Regions from separate parts of the Mus musculus genome. Here region 2 is linked to region 1. A link is a loop called in an ENCODE intact Hi-C map of the cell type or tissue named here. Cell type or tissue: heart. All regions are shown on one strand.

The links. Peaks named below come from ENCODE experiments on the same cell type or tissue, not always from the same donor. Only the 100,000 strongest peaks of a DNase experiment are listed, where the experiment ranks them.
Region 2: it touches region 1 in a loop (2.0-fold over the local background); 7 of 42 quality-filtered maps call a loop at or near these places.

The regions. Positions count from the first base shown.
Region 1 is chr19:5,033,981-5,041,980 of GRCm38, reverse strand. B4gat1 (beta-1,4-glucuronyltransferase 1) reads right to left here and starts at 3,155. Exons shown (of 2, transcript NM_175383.2): 1 at 1,949-3,155; 2 at 847-1,674. The coding sequence starts at 3,004. The coding sequence ends at 1,483. Brms1 (breast cancer metastasis-suppressor 1) reads right to left here and starts at 618. Exons shown (of 10, transcript NM_134155.3): 1 at 491-618. Gm30581 (a long non-coding RNA gene) reads left to right here and starts at 3,087. Exons shown (of 2, transcript XR_388294.3): 1 at 3,087-3,511; 2 at 3,692-4,164. It overlaps n-TSgct6 (a tRNA gene), which reads left to right and starts at 3,596; the gene lies at 3,596-3,677. In heart, CTCF peaks have their summits at 584 and 3,187; DNase peaks (open chromatin) are centred at 650, 2,410, 3,160, 3,570 and 1 weaker place; H3K4me3 peaks cover 4,354 bases; H3K27ac peaks cover 3,163 bases.
Region 2 is chr19:5,084,722-5,092,721 of GRCm38, reverse strand. It overlaps Tmem151a (transmembrane protein 151A), which reads left to right and starts at 7,231. Exons shown (of 2, transcript NM_001001885.2): 1 at 7,231-7,424. The coding sequence starts at 7,350. It overlaps Yif1a (Yip1 interacting factor homolog A (S. cerevisiae)), which reads right to left and starts at 4,184. Exons shown (of 8, transcript NM_026553.4): 1 at 3,974-4,184; 2 at 3,092-3,303; 3 at 2,846-2,950; 4 at 2,640-2,718; 5 at 1,297-1,354; 6 at 1,026-1,181; 7 at 500-593; 8 at 1-420. The coding sequence starts at 4,004. The coding sequence ends at 274. In heart, CTCF peaks have their summits at 4,254, 4,777 and 5,996 (motif pointing left); DNase peaks (open chromatin) are centred at 463, 3,191, 4,291, 7,141 and 2 weaker places; H3K4me3 peaks cover 3,734 bases; H3K27ac peaks cover 2,735 bases; H3K27me3 peaks cover 1,990 bases.

The sequences.
Region 1 (8,000 bases):
TTCCTCCTGCTCTGAAAATCCAGATCTCCAAAACAGCCTCACTGTTCCCCTTTTCACGCCTCAGACCCTCCACACTGGCAATTCCTTTTCACCGTTGTATATACTCTTTCTAAGACGCAGGATGAATTCAAGGATCTCCTTCCTCCAGCTGACTCTGATCCTGACTTCGTTAAATGAAGTCACAACCAATCGTCCCTCCTTAACCCGGGTACAAATAGGGGATATACCATTGCTGAGGGTTGTAGGGAGTGGAAGAGGCACACGGTAAACGCGCGGTGTATAAGCACCTCCACAGCAAACCTCCAGGGAAAGCAGACCCCTCCCTACAGACACAGAGGACAAACTCTGCGGCGCAAGGAACTATCCCACCTCGATCCACCCTCGGAACCGCGGGCTCCTCTCAGGCCAGCGCGCGAGTCGGGCCGGTTAAGTCTCTGCTTTAGCTCCGATCCGGAAAGCCCAACCCAGCGCCGGGCGTGGCCATACGCACCGCAGACACTGGGGCCTCCGGCCTCACGTCCAGGACTCCCGGAGAGCTGTCCGACCCAGGGTGTGAACGCCGCCGCCGTTGATCTCCGGAACAGTGCTGCGCAGGATTCTCTTTCTCCAGGAGGTGTCGACGCTTCCGTGTGCGTCATCAGGAGGCGCCCATTTGTGGCGCTTACAATGGAACCACTGGTGTCCAGGCATGCCGGGATACGGCGGACGGGTCTCCATAGCAACTGGCCCCCAGTAACCCAGGCCTTCAGCCTGTCCTAGCATTGTGGTCGGTGTCCTTGGGTCCACCGCCGTCTAACACGGTGCTCCGGCCCACCACCCCTCGGCTTAGGAGAGTAACAGAGCCAGCTGTGGGTGTGACATTCGTTTATTTACATAATGTCATCCGAAGGCAAATGAGCAGCCCAACCTACTGGAGGGCACAGATCTGGGACTTTAACCTTTATCTCTTTCCTCCTTCAGGGATCTCGGAGGGCGGAGGGCGAAGGCATGAGAGAACGGGAAACGTTCTTAGCACTACATTCTACGTTTTCATCTTTCTTTCCAAAAGCCTCATTTTATTAAACACTCAAGCTTCCCACCTCTAGCCCATTCAAACTTTTTGCTCTGCCGCTATCCACCCAACATGGTTAATAGTAACAATATCATAATAACACTGTAGCAATATTAATAATACTTCACATTTGTACGAAGTTTACAGGATGTTTACACATACAGCGTCTCATCTGAGCCAACAGTTCTGTGAGGTAGGTATTTTCACCTCCCTTTTTACAGACGGCGTAACGGAGGCTCAGAGAAGTAATAGTATTTGCTCAAGGCCACACAGCTAGTTAGTGGTAAAGCTGAGACTTGACTCCCAGCACCCCATAGTCAAGTCCAGTGTTCCAAACCCATAGCTACCTCTGTAAAGTGGAGGCATGTTTCTTACCCCAGTCAGGCCTGGAGCCAGATACTGACAATTCTCAGACCATGGAAGACAAGGACTCAGCATCGGTGGGGAGAGTTGGGGTACCTAGCCTTCAACTCCTGTTTGAACTGGCGGTAAAGGATCTTATTGCGCTGGTTTTCAGCCTCCTTTTGGGGATGGAACTTCAATGCCTCCTTGAATCCCTTATGAACCAGAAAACCTTCGTTCAGCACCTCAAAATTAAACCCTGCCACGTGCAGCTCACAAGCCTGGAAAAGGGGCGGGGGGGGGGGAGGGAGAGATAGAGGAGGGGAGAGGGAAGAGAGGGAGAGAGACAGGGAGAGGTCACAGTGATTTAATCACAATAACTTAATGATATCCCCAGGGCCCACATGATCATCCCTAAAGTTCCACTCCACTGTCCTCAATTCTCCATCATCCAACCACTTTCTTCTTGCTTCACTGCCTCCTTTCCACCAATGGCCACTTCACCCCTGACACGCCTCCAGTCTTAGTCCTACATGCCCTCTCCCTTTTAAGTACCTGGCTGATTCGATTGAAACCATACTGCCGAAAGCGTTCGTCAAATGTGGGCACCTTTCCTCCAGCCACATAAAATGGTTCCCAGGGGTCCCTCCAGGGCACCACGTAGGCAGGTCTCAGCAAGCTCTCCTCTGGCAGGTTGACCCAGCGGGAGTAGTTGGTGGGCGCATGGCAAGGCGTGCACAGCCCATAATAGAAGGGCCGGACTTCGCCCACCTGATAGAGCTGCACCAGCTCGTTCTTGTTCATCGGCATTCGGCGGGACCGGCGGATTTCAAATGCAGGCACCACCAGGGCTGTGCCATCCCAGTGATTGCTCTGATCCAACATTTCCCTCAGGCCTCTCCACAGCCCTTCGCTGGGCACCATGTCCACATCAATCACCAGGGCGTAGTTGGCCTCTTCCCGAGCCAGATTCCTTAACAGGTTATTGGGATAGGAGGTGTTGGTCCCTAGTGCATAATTAATCCCGGGCTGGGCCACCCTGGCTAGCTTGTCAAAGACCTCTTGGCAGGACCGCAGCAGGGCAAACTCTCCAGGTTCTCGGGGGTCGGGCACAGCAGCCTCATAGCGCGAGGGGCACACGAGGTGCATGGCGACCCTGGCGCGCATCTCGGGGCAGTGGCTACTCAGCGCGTAGGCCAGCACCGTGGCCAGCTGCGCCTCCTCTTTGGTGGCCGCGAACACTGAAACGGACAGCGGACCCTCCCAGCGCTCCAGAAGTCCGGACAGGTGTAGTAGGTTGTCCACACTGGCATGCGTAGCTAAGATGACATCGTTGGGGTCCATGGTGGTCTTCAATAGACCCCTGTAGACGCGATAATCGCCGCTGGCATCTAGAACGCCTCCGGAGGCCAGTGCGGTGCGGAGTTGAGACTTTACCTGGTCTACGGATCGCGGAGACGGCGGGAAGAACTCGAAATACTGTTCCTGCTCCTCCTGGCCGTGCAGTCCAGAGAGCAGCGATAGGTAGAGCAGCTGCAGCATTGCCACCAACATGAGCGCGGCCAGCAGCAGCTGGTAGAAGGCGCATCGGATGGCGTAGGACATTTGCATGGCTCTCGGGGATCCCGGCACGAAGCAGGGACCACCGGGCCGTAGCCTCTGCCAGCCACCGCAAGCCCGGATTTACCGCAGCCTCCCGAGCGCAGCCGAGGCCAGCCGAGGCCAGCCGAGCCCTACGCGCAGCTCCTCCCACCATCCGCTCGCCTCCATGGAGGCGCGTGCCAGCTCGCCCTCTGTGAGAGAGGAGGAGCTACTGCAGCAGTGGTTCCTCGGCGCGCGCTTTGCAAACGCTGAACCTAGCCGCGGTCTCGGCGCGCGGCCGAGGACCCCTGGACCGGTTTCTCTCCCCGGGGAACTGGACGCAGATCCCCCCTACTCCCCCCCCCCCCCAGTCCTAGCGCGTCCTGAAACTTCAATGCGCTCGCTGGGCCACAGGAACAGGATCCCCGATAGAGCTTGGCTGCATCACTGGCGTGATGGCGCGGGTCCCGGTTGAATCCTTCCTAGAGGAAATTTAAAAAACTCTTTGTTATTATTTCTTCTTCTGAACTTTTCCGGGTGAGTACCAGAGTCATGAATGAAAGCGTTGAGGTGCGCTGGAGATGGGAGATATGGGAATGTGGAAAGGATCATCGTGTGTGGGACGAGGTGGCCGAGTGGTTAAGGCGATGGACTGCTAATCCATTGTGCTTTGCACGCGTGGGTTCGAATCCCATCCTCGTCGGTCCTGTTTTGTAGGGAGAAGACTTCTTAATTTTCTACATTCTTCCTCTCGTGAGCAGCGAAGTGAAAACACCCGGGGTCCGACTCTCTTCTCCAAACTATTTGCCCACAACCCATGTTTCCAGCGGGTTTTGTACTACAGCTTTCAGGATGTGCATGGCGTTAAGGTTCCACTCTTCTTTTCCTTTTAAGTACAGCGTAGGGGTCGTTTCCTCTAAGAGGAGTACTCGGATTTTGACCATCAGCACCTCACCTGATCGTCTCTGCAGGGGTGTGATTATTTAAATCACTGCTGCTTCCTCTCGCTTCCTCCAGGGTGGAAACATCTTATTTACACAGTCCTTGGTCCATCGCATGCATTGAAACAGTGTATACTGAAGACACTTAGTGTTTGAGGGTGAATGGAAACCGTGTGGGGGAAGGGCGGGTACCTCCGTTGCTTCATCAACTGACTTAATAAATAAATACTTGACTTTATTTTTAACTGAGTCAAGAGATATGCTGCGAGCAGAAGACAGACTAGGGAGGGCACCTAGTGGCAGGGTTGGATTGGGTGGGTTGGGGGCTTCCACAGGCTGTAGGGTCCTAAACATTCAAGATACCCCCATTTTACAGATTGACACAGAAGTACTCAGAGGTGCCAGCTCTCTGCCAAGGCTGTGTTAGTCGCTGGGACTGGGAGCCCTGCACATAAAGGTAGTGTCTTTTTCAGTGAAGACATGCGTCAGGAGAGGTTCCGAATTTTCAGGCCTGGTTTTGTAGACACAGGGATCAAAAACCAGACTTACTGCACTGTGAGAACTTTAGTTCGGTTTAGTTTTTCAAGACAGGGTTTCTCTGTGTAGCTCTGGCTGTCCTGGCATTCACTCAGTAGACCAAACTGGCTTCGAAGTCAGAAATCCACCTGCCTCTGCCTCCTGAGTGCAGGGACTAAAGGTGTGTGCCACCATTGCCAGGCATTGTTTTGTATTGTTTTTTAATAACCTGGGCTGTAGTGGGGTACACACTAGGGAGGCAGACTCAGGTAGATCTCTGAGTTCAAGTTCTGGTCTATAGAGCTAATTCCAGGATAGCTAGGGCTACACAGAAATCCTGGGGGCAAGTGGGCATATCTTCTCTCTCTCTCTCTCTCTCCCCCCTCCCTCTCTCTTTCTCTCTTTAACTGATATATAGCTCAGTAATCCTGTTTTTAACTTTTTTCTTCACAAACAGAACTCTTAGAATAATAGGCTTCATAAAATAAACACTATTAAAATGGAACTTTAAAATATTTCATTTGAAGAAAACCTTTGGTGGCTTTTGTGAGCTAAGGGGCTATGGCGAGGAGGAATGAAGTAGGGATGTGGTGGAATGGGCACTGGTGCAGCTGTGCTCTCCCCTGAGCCACCCCCATTTTATTTTATTATTATTATTTTAAAGAGTACCTTGCTATTGTAGTTCAGGATGGGCTTGAACTTGTGAGCCTCCTGCCACCACCTCTGGAGTGCTGCCAGCACATTATTTTATTGTTTGTGGTTTTGTGATAGAGGGTGTGGGGTTTTGTTGTTGTTGGTGGTGGTGGTTTGTTTTTGAGACAGGTTATCTATGTAGTCTTGGTGATCCTGGAACTCACTATGTAAAACAGGCTGGCTTCCAACTCACAGAGATTCGGGTTTGCTGCCTGGGTACCTGGCCCCATTGAGTCTGGCCTCAGCCTTAGTATGGAGCCCGAGGCTGTCTTCGCGTGATTCTCTTGCCTTGTGTTCCCCACTGCTGGGATTTCAGGCATACCTACCATGGCTAGCTCAATTTCTGTTTTAAAGGCTGGATGGTATGGCTTACATTCCCACTAGTAACAGTTGTCCAGAGAGCTAGCATGGCTTCTCGCTCTGTGCTGAGGCTTGTCTTCAACAGCAGCCAAGATGCTTACAACTCTGCTGTAACCTCTCCCGACTCTAAGGACCTGCTCGGGTGAAACGCATGCTCTTCCCAGGTCAGTTCTGGACATGCACCTCACTCTGCATGCACATGACTTTAGAGAGGCCTTGAAAGCTCAGGGAGCTTTTCAGGTCACCACAGAAGCCCCTTCCAGATTTTCCCTGTCAGACCTTGAGCTTTCTTTGCCTTCACTGGGATCCAGACAGCCGCTGGGCCTCCCTGGGCCTTTCACTGTGGAGAGAACTGTCCTTGACCAGAGCAGCGCCCTCCTGAGGCTTCTGAGCTGTGCTTGGCCTCAGCCCTTTGGGTTGTTCCCAGATGTGTTGAGACAGAGGAAGGCAGCTCTGTTTTAACAAGGTCTGCTTTCCCTCCCTCCTGAGCCGATCACCTGGCTCCTCACAGCTACACTGTGTGAGTTGAGTTTTTGTGGCTGTAGCAAAACCTCCGAGATTAAAAACTTACATGGAGGAGTGAGTTGAGTTCCAGGACAGCCAGGGCTGCACAGAGAAACCCTGTGTCAAAACAAACAAACCAACCAACAGACATTCAGACAGACAGAAAGCCCAAACAGACTCAACACACAATCCTTGAAGACGTTTAACATCCGAACTGTAACAACCAACCAACAAGCCCAGGAGAGAGGAGAGACGAAGACAAAACACTGCAAGGAAGTCTTACTTTTAGTTGCCTTACCTTTTTTTGGGGGGCCAGAATTTATTTATTATTTATTGGTGAAAGTCTTTAAAACGTCAAACAAACAAAAGGACTAGTGAGATGCTGGCATGGAAGCACCTGCTAACCAACTCAAGTCTTTAGTGGTTCTCAACCTGTGGGTCCAGACCCCTTTGAGGGTCCAATGACCCTTTCACAGGGGTTGCCCAAGACCATCAGAAAACACAGATATTTTACATTATGATTCATAACAGTAGCAAAATTACAGTTATGAAGTAGCAACAAAAATAATTTTATGTCTGGGGATCACCACAACATGAGAACTGTATTAAAGGGTCACAGCAGTGGCCGAAGCCTAGTTAGGTGACTTCAATCAACTGTGATTTTGTTGAGAGACCCTGAAAAACAGCCTGGACACCATCCAGGTCCACCCACAGTATCACGGCAACAGCTATGACTACAGAGGCATGCCCTGTTCTGTCATGCTCTGACATCCCCTCACCTGTTCCTTGTAATAGGCTAACCTCCTCAAGATGTCTCTCCACGTTATGTGGCTGCACTCTCCCTAGAGGAATGTGTTGGTTGGTTCCTCTCACCAGGGAAGCTGGATCAGGCCATATCACAAGGCCATGGGCCAACTGGTCCTTGGGCAACTGGTCCCATGGGCAACCTGGTCCTTGCTCAAAACTCAGCTAATGGGCTGGAGGGCTGGCTCAGCAGTTAATCGTACCAGCTGCTCTAGATGACCCAGGTTCAGTTCCCAGCACCCATACAGTAGTCACAAACATCTGCAACAACAGTTCCAGGGCATCTAATGCTCTCTTCTGACTTCTAAGGGCACCATGCACACATATGGTACATATACATGTAGGCAAGACATTCATTCACAGCTTTGTGGGGCAGAGTCAGACTCCCTGAGTTCTGCCTTCCCAAGTGGCCGTACCCTATGGCAGAGTGGACTCGGGACCCACAATCCTACATAGCCTTGGCCTAGTGCCTCTAGCCAGACCAAGGCTGCAGCCCTATCCAAAGCAGAAACTACCGCTAGGGCCCGGGAAGGAGCGCACAAGTTCACAGGTGTCAAATACTTCTCTGATGTTTTTGTTATTATTGCTTAGTGTTTAAAATTCACCTTCTAACCATTTTTACATATGATTTTATGTGTATATGTATGCCTGTGTACCCCATATAGCAGTCAGAAGAGGGTTGTCGGGTACCCAGGAACTGACTGAAGTTACAAACAGTTGCAAACCATAATTCGAGGACCGTGGCTCTGAAGGAGCAGCCAGTGCTCTTAACCTCTGAGCTGTCTCCCCAGCCCTGCTTGTTTCTTTTTGAGACAGGGCCTCATGTAATTCATACTGGCCTCAGAGTCCCTAAGTGGCCAAAGATGATCTTGAAGTCCTGATCCTCCTGGGTGCACCTTCTAAGTCTTGGAAGGCACCTACCCCATGGCCAAGTGCTTCTCATATGTAGAATTTTAACCAGTGCTACCCAGCCTCCTTATAAAAGGTTCAAAAACCTAGGGTCAAGACTGAGCTTCAAATGTCTGTGTCCCTCCTAGGAAGCTGGCTCAGTCCTCTCCATACTGATATTTCCAAGGGCTTGCTGGTGGGAATGGGTTGCTTTGAGGTGAGGCAGAGTCTGATGGCAGAACTGTATCAGGGCTGAGGAGGTGGTAGGAGCAAGACACTGGGCAACAGGAAAAGGACAAGATGGGGTCATGTTTTTGTAC
Region 2 (8,000 bases), 51 kb before region 1:
CTTGGAAGTCTCCTTGTAGCCACCCTTCCATCTTCCCTTTCCAGCTGTGTCCGATGCGACCCTTCCAGCTGTTTTTCAAAGCAGTATAAAAGATGCCTCGAGGATGCTCTCCCAGAATCCGCTTACCCTTCTCTTAGAAGCCTGAAGCCTAGTCCCCTGGGCAAAGCAGATACCTATGGCTTCCCCTCAGGTCCCAGGAACCAGGGTCAAGCCAAGTTAAGGAAACCAAATCTTCAATGTATGGAAAAATGAGTGCCACCTAAGGACCAGGGATCACCGGACCAGGTGGAAGGTCAGCCAGTATATGATGAGGGGCTGGAAGGCAGCTGCTCCCAGGGTCAGGTAGAGCTGGAGACGCTGCCGAGGGGCTGGGCCCCCCATGCTGTCAGGGCCTGAAGCTGCAGTCCGCAAAGATCGTACCTGGAAGAGAGGAGAGCTGAGTGGGCTAGGAAGGGGAATGTGTCCCAGAGGAGAGGGGGAGGGGCCGCCCCACACTCACAATGAAGTACATAAGCGCAGATGATGTCCAGGCCAGGGCCACGTAGTAGCCATCACTGCCGAAGAGCAGCCCCGTGAGCACACTAAGGATCATCCTGGGGGTGCAGGAGTGAAGTGGGAATGAACTGGGGGTGCAGGAGTGAACTGGAGGTTCCTGAGGTTGGAGCCTGAGACTAGCCCCACCCACCAGGGCCTACAACTACCCAGTACCATGACCCACAACACTGGGCTGTTCCCTACAAAGAACCAGACTCCAAATAGACCTGCAAGGTTCAGGACTCAGTCCCAGGGCCTAAACTCCCCTTCCCTTCTCTGGGCTCCCCAAGGTAACTAACAAATCCCCAGTCTCTTTAAAGTCACTGGCTCCAAGGGGAGACTGTCAGAAACAGCCACCAACTCACAGCGTAGAGCTGGCGGTTGAGACGGAGTAGAACTGTCTCTAGCATCACAGTGAAGGCTGTTGCTACATAGGCCCAAAACCTGTAGCCTGAGACCCTTCAGGCTCCTCTCAGCCTGCAGGCACTCACCCCACATATTTGTAACCGCTGTAAGCCAAGAGGTGGAAGGTACTCAGTTCACTGCGTACGGTGGCCAGGTAGAGGCCCAGAAGCAGAGCCAACACCTCCATGAACACCCACACCAGTGCTGTGCTTGCACACAGGCCCAACACCTCTGGGGAGAACCTGCAGCCATGGGAGAAGGTAGGTCAGGGTAGGCCCAAGGTGGGTGAGCTAGGACCTGGCACAGATTCCCTACAGAGGAAGGGACATAAGCCAGGAGGGAGAAGAGAATACTAACCTTTGCTGAATGCCTAGCGCCATTCCAGCCAGCAGCACGTATGTGATGAAGGCCATGGCTGCCAAGAGAAGAGAAGAGAGGAAGTAGTTCCTCTGGCTTCCTCACCCAGAGCCCCTCATTAGGCATTCAAGTCCACTAGTGCTCCAGCCTCTCCCATCCTTCCCTCCCTGCATATCCCAACTTCACTCTCCAATGTCCTGTCCCCGGTGCGCCTCTCGACTGCCCCTTCCAGCTGACTACTACTGGGCCTCCCAGGACCATAGCCATCACCTTCCCTCCCATTAGGAAACTCATCAGCTCCCTGCAATATCTCCAGAATTAACACCACGGTCAAGACCTCTGCTCATCCTAGACAGGTACCAGCCTGATTTCTGGCAAGACTAGAACCAAAAAGAAAGCTTCATGGACAACATAGGCTGTCCTAGGGTCCAGGATTCTGGGAATAGGGTCCCTCTCCACCAACAATTATGAGTTTGACCACTGGCCATGCAGAAACCCCTGGTTAACTATGAGCTGTTTTCACAGGAGCTCAAAGATGTAGGGAGCCAGGCAGGCTTCAGCAGCAATTTCAACTCCCCAGACACCAGGTTGATGGAGCCACCAGAAGGCACAGGACTGCTACCTGTAAGCGATGGGGCAGTTAAGGCCTTATAGCCTTGACTTCAGCATATGACAAAGGATGGCAATACCAGCTTTGTAACAGATCATGAGAGGAACAGAGGATGGAACAACCTTAGCGGCTGCCCTTCCTGACAGCTCCTCCAGACAGCTCTGCCCTAGTATATCTGCTTTCCTTGTGTGTGCCCTGAGCCTGAACCTTCTTAGCCAACAGGACAGAGTGAAGTGCAGAGGCAAGTAGGTAGCCTGACAAGCGCCATGGGGACGCAGGCAGCTGTGAGGATCCAAAGTCTGAAGCCCTACAGCTGGGAACTGCTGGGCCGAGTGAAACCCTGAGCTCCAGGCTGGAGAGAGACAGGGTCCACTTTAAAAGTCAGGAAAGTGCCGGGCGTGGTGGCGCACGCCTTTAACCCCAGCACTCGGGAGGCAGAGGCAGGCAGATTTCTGAGTTCGAGGCCAGCCTGGTCTACAGAGTGAGTTCCAGGATTCCAGGACAGCCAGGGCTACACAGAGAAACCCTGTCTCGAAAAACCAAAAAAAAAAAAAAAAAAAAATCAAGGTCATTCAGGAAGTTTCCTACTGGTCATCCTGTCAACTTAGTGTCTAGTAACAGTCCCACGTGGAAAGCTCCAGGAATGAACGCTGGGTCATTAACAGAATCGTCTTCCTAACTATGCTCAAGGCACAAGTCCCCTTTGTGGCCAAGCCCCACATCAGAGACTCACTGGGGATATAGAGGTCAGGGGCATTGAGATCTTTCCGCGGGGGCAGAGGCACATCATGGCTGTATTGCATTTTCCAGTTCTGGCCGTGGCGAGGTGGTCGGGTAAACAGGAGCAGAGAGAAAGAGAGAGAGGGTTGAGATCTGATGATCAGTCAGGTTATCCGCGAGTGGGGAGAGGCTGGCCAGCTCTCCTGGTGGGAAGCTCACCTGATGTGTGTATGGGAAGACCAATAGCCCTAGCTTCTTAGCGACATAGGCTGTGTCCACAGCAAAAAAATACTTGAGTTTGTTCACGGACACAAAACGGTGCAGCTGGAAGTAAAGAGAAGAGGCTATGGATGAGCCCTACCGTGATCCTTCCTAAAGGATGCCTGGGGAGTAAGATGGGATCCTGTGACACCCCAACCCTGGCCAGAAGCCCTGCCTCCCTCCTCCCGGGAGCCCAGGGCACACCTCTTTGTGCACTATGTCCTTCCCTTGGGATGCTATGGAGGTGCCATAGGCCATTGCCATATTGGCCACTGGGTCTCCAAGCAGGTTGTTGACACTGAAGGCTACATCAGCTCCTGGGGCTGGGTATCCGCCCAGTTGGCTGGAATAACCACCACTTGTATCATCGAAGAGTGGAGGAGGGTCTGGAGCTGCCCGGGTCCTATGCTTGGAACCTGCAGGTGTGAGAGGACCAAAGTAGATTACAGAATTACAGAGCAAGAACCCAGACCACTGCCCTTTCCCCAGGCTGGGAAGCTGTGCATAGGTCCTAAGGCACCGAACAATTGAGGAAAAGGCAGGATGAGTTTTAAAGTCGATCTCCTATCCTTCGGGGGGTCAGGGTGGGGGATCATTTACTGCATGCAGTGGGAAAGGTGTGCCTAAACATGGCTACCCATTTGGGGTTTCTAGGAAGTCTCTCAAGGGAAATGATCTCTGAGTACTAGCGAGTGAAAAGACGTTTGCTTGGGCACAATCACCGCAAAGACATTCCTTGACTTAACACAGGTAGAAAAGGCAATATTGGCTATTCGGAGTCCCTGGACAGTGGTCAGGAATGCTGCCCGAGTTGTAAGAGGGAAAGGAAGTTCTGGAGGCAAATTCGGTACAAGCAGGATTAGACTTGAGGATCCCAGTAGTGCTGTCGCAGCCTGATCTCAGGACTGGCTAGTAAGGGCGAAGTCCAGGACACGCTGCAGTGTGGCAGGGCAGGAACCCGAGAGACACTCTCCCCGCCCTGGGCAGCGGTCACTGCAGACCCTCTCCAACAGAACCAGTGGGTCTCTCAGCGTATTTGGCTCCCCGCTGCCAGGCCGCGCCCCGCCCTCCCCACTCCTCACGCACCGTGGACTCCATATGCCGAATGGTAAGCCATGGCCGTGACGTTCGCTCTACCCAAGGGTCGTGGGTACTTCGCTGAGTCGTGGGTACGAACACTACTGAAACAGCTACTTCTCTTGCCTGGTCCTGACCGAAGTTACCCGACGGCCCGACACGTCCCAGGGCTGTCCGATCGCGGCCGCCATGTCCTTGGCGTCACACTTCGCTGTCTACCATTGGCTCGTCGGAAGAGCTGGTTCTCCCCCTTTACACTTTCAATTGGCTACTGGTGAGCTCTCTTCCAATCGGGTTTTGTCATATTCAACTTCCGACAGATAGGGGGCGGAGCTACTCAAGATGTTCTCGGATTGACTAGTAGGCTGGCTAATTTGCGGCGCTACCAGCCAATAGGTGAGAAGGAGTTGTAACTTAGTTCCGCGTCTGCGCCAAGAGGCGCTTGACGCTCCTTGCCACGACTACGCCAATAGGAAGATTAAAGTCCTGACCGACCCAACTAGTCAGGGCACAAAGCTGGCTCCGCCGCAATGCAGTCCAAGAGGAATGCGGCGGTCGGTCAAGCTCTGACTGATCCCTGCCCCTACTCTGTGCTCTTTCCTCCAATTCACTCCATCCTGTTTTGGAGCTCCGGCCTGCTAGAAATTGTTGTTGTTGCCCGCACCGGGAGAGTGACAGCGCGGCCCTGAGCCCTGGAACGCTGACTCCTCCTCCGCCCTCCCACTCCTTTCAGAACTGGTGCTGTCCGTCGGCTGGTGCTGAAAATGCCCTGTAGAGTCCGCCGCTGGGCTCATCCCCGAGGGCCTCTGCTGGGAGGGTTTGGAATCGCGCTCAATACGTTATGCACACACGCACTCACACGCACACACGCGCTCACGCATGGGGCAGGAGACAGAAACTGAGACCACCCAGAAGATACGAAGTCCTGGTGGTATACATGGGACAGGAATCTGTACTGGGCCTTGTTCCATCGCTTTCTCCAGTGGTCCGGGAGATTTGGGAGGCAGAGGTGTAGTGACCTGTCTCCTGAAGGTCTCCTGAGTCATCACCAGTCCTGTGATCTCCAAGTGAGGCCCGTAAGCTTCACTCCTAGTCTCCTAGGCTCTTTTCTTCCCACCCAGGCTGTAACCACTCCCATCGTCGCTGGAGACAATCCCTCCAAGGGTCCCTCTCTCACAGACTGTCAGGTACTATTCTCTAGATAGCATGACACACCCTCGGATACTTACAGCTGACTAACTACTCAGCGTTTAGTTGCATAAGGTCAGACTTTTCTGATCCCCAAACTCAGCCCATGCTGTCCAACAGCTGCTTTTGCTCCTCCGCCTGGGATGCGGGAGATATGCCTTTCCCTTTTTATCCATTTGTCCAAATCCTTTAAGAGTCATGTTAGCTTGCTTGTGAGATGGCTCAGCAGACTGCCAAGCCTGAGAACCTAAATTCAATTCCCAGACGGTGGAAGAAGAGAGCCAACTCCGAAAAATCTTCCTCCGATTTGTACACTCGAGCTATGTTAAAGTGCACCTCTTTGCACCATCCCGCCCAGAGAGAGATACACAGAACAAATACATTTAACATGTAATTAATTTTGGGGGGGGGGGGAGATCGGGACTGGAGAGATGGCTCAGTGGTTAAGAGCATTGGCTGACTGCTCTCCGAAGGTCCCAGCAACCACACAATGGCTCACAACTATCTATACAGCTATTGTGTATTGTATATATAAAATAAATAAATAAATCTTGCCAGTTGTGGATGCGTACGCCGGTAGGATTTGGTGAAGGAGGCAGAGGCAGGAGGATCACGAGTTCAAGGCCAGCCTACAAAATCACGAGTTCGAGGTCTACAAAATAGTTCCAGGACAACCAGGGCTATACAGAGAAACCCTGTCTCAGAAAAAAAAAAAAAAAAAAACAACCAACCAAACAAACAAACAATCAAAAAAACCCAGAGGTCCTGACTTCAATTCCCAGAAACCACATGGTGGCTCACAACCATCTGTAATGGGATCTGATGCCCTCTTCTGGCATGCAGGTGTACGTGCAGATAGAGCACTCATACATAAAATAAATACACCTTTAAAAAATAAAAATAAAAGGGGGGATCACTTTAGCCCTTACAGAGGGACAAAGGGAACGGAGGCTTGACCATGGCCCAGAGTGATGGCTAGAGTCTGGGTTCTAAACCCCTCTTTAATCAGATTTTCCCTGAATATTTTCCATGAGGACAGGAACTATGTCATTCCTAACACCTATCTATGTCTTCCTAGTGCCCAGGCACACTAACTACATATAGACAATAGCCAGAAAACATTTAGGCCCAATAAGTAAACAAATGGGTGCGGTTGGAGAGATGGTCGCTCTTCCAAAGGACCTGCTTAGATTCCCATTATTCACTCAGCAGCTCACAACCATCTATCATTCCAGTTCCAGGGGATCGAACACCCTCCTCTGCCCTCTGTGGGCACTGCTTGTATGTGGTGTACAGACAAACATACAGGCAAAACACATATAAAATAAAATAGTAATTTTAAAAGTAAACACAAAATAAGCAAAGATGGAGGACAGTGAAATATACTTTTAGTCCCAGCTCAGGAGGCAGAGGTAGGTGAATCTCTGAATTTGAGGCCTCTGAAATGTGAGAAACCAGCCCCGTGAGCTATACACACCTGAGAAAAGGGTGTCCCATGCAGGGCAAACCTATCACACACACACCCCGCCCCCGCCTGGCCTAAACATGCTAGTGACTTTAATCCAACATATTATCATTCCCATTTCTCAGATAGAAAGGCTGAGTTTATGGCTTGAACATGCTGGTCAAAAGTCGCGCAGCCTAGAGTTCCTGGTGCCCTGGCTCCAGCCCACCAGCCTGTAATCCAGCAGATGAGACTGTCTTTCCCTTCTGGGTATTAACTGTCAACAAGCAAAGCTTATGGGGTGAAGTCTGGGTGGGCTTAGTGCTGGGCCTATTCCCTAGAGAGGAACCTGCGGACGTCCACCCACCATGGCCGTCTTCATTACTCAGTTGGGGAGACTCGGGTGCCGCAGAGCAAGGACTCGCCCAAGGTCGCAAGCGCGAGCGCGGCTAGAGAAACCAGGCGTCCGGCGGTCCAGACTGGGCTTCCCACAGGCGAGGGGGTGGAGATGGGGTGTGCCCGCGGTGCCAGGCGCGGCCAGCGGCGCCACCGGTGCTGCGGGGGCGGGGTCAGCGGAGGGCGGGGCGCCGGGCACCGCGGCCGCCAACGCCGCCGCGCTCGGGCTGGGCTCCGCGCACTCTTCAGCGGCCGCCGAGCCGAGCGGACGCCCCTCGGGGCCGCACCGCAGCCCCCCCGCACCCCTGCTTATCATGCCCCGAGCCAGGGCCTGGCAGCCGAAGCAGCCAGGACACCATGCCGGAGGGCGAAGGTGGAGACTGCGGGGAGGTGCCCGCGCTCGTTCCGGACGGCGAGCCGCTGCGAGAGGAGGTACCGGGGGCGAGTAGTGGGAAAGAAGCCAGGGCTGTAGAGAGGTGAAGGGGACAAGTAGAGGGGCGATCCCCGGAGAGGGATTGAGGAGGAAAGTCCCGGAGCCCCTCCAGCAATGACGTCATTGGGGAGACAGCGTTCTGGTAGGGGTCGAGGCTTCGGGATCCACGTAGGTCAAGGCAGGAATAGATGGCAGGAATGTAGGGGAGACCCTGACCCTCGACGCCCCCTCAACCATCTTCTCCTGTCCTGTGACGTCAGCCCCTGTGGCCCCCACACGTCCCTGTTCCATAGCGCAGCCGGGGATGCTGTCCGTGACTGCTTGGGCCATGGGGTCAGGCCCCCAGTCCAGCCCAGTTGCTCACGAGGTGTCGGGCGGTGCCTGCAATGCAGTAGCGGTGGCAGGGACTGGAGGTGGGGGAGGGAAAAACGGAAGAGAAAGGAGCGGAGCCTGCTGATACCTTTCTCTCCCCCACCCCCAGGTGAGGACTGAGGGCCCACTCCAGTGGCTGAGATCCCCAGACCCCCTCCCCAGCTCTAGCTAGGAGGATGTGCCAAGTGTAAGATGATAGGTGT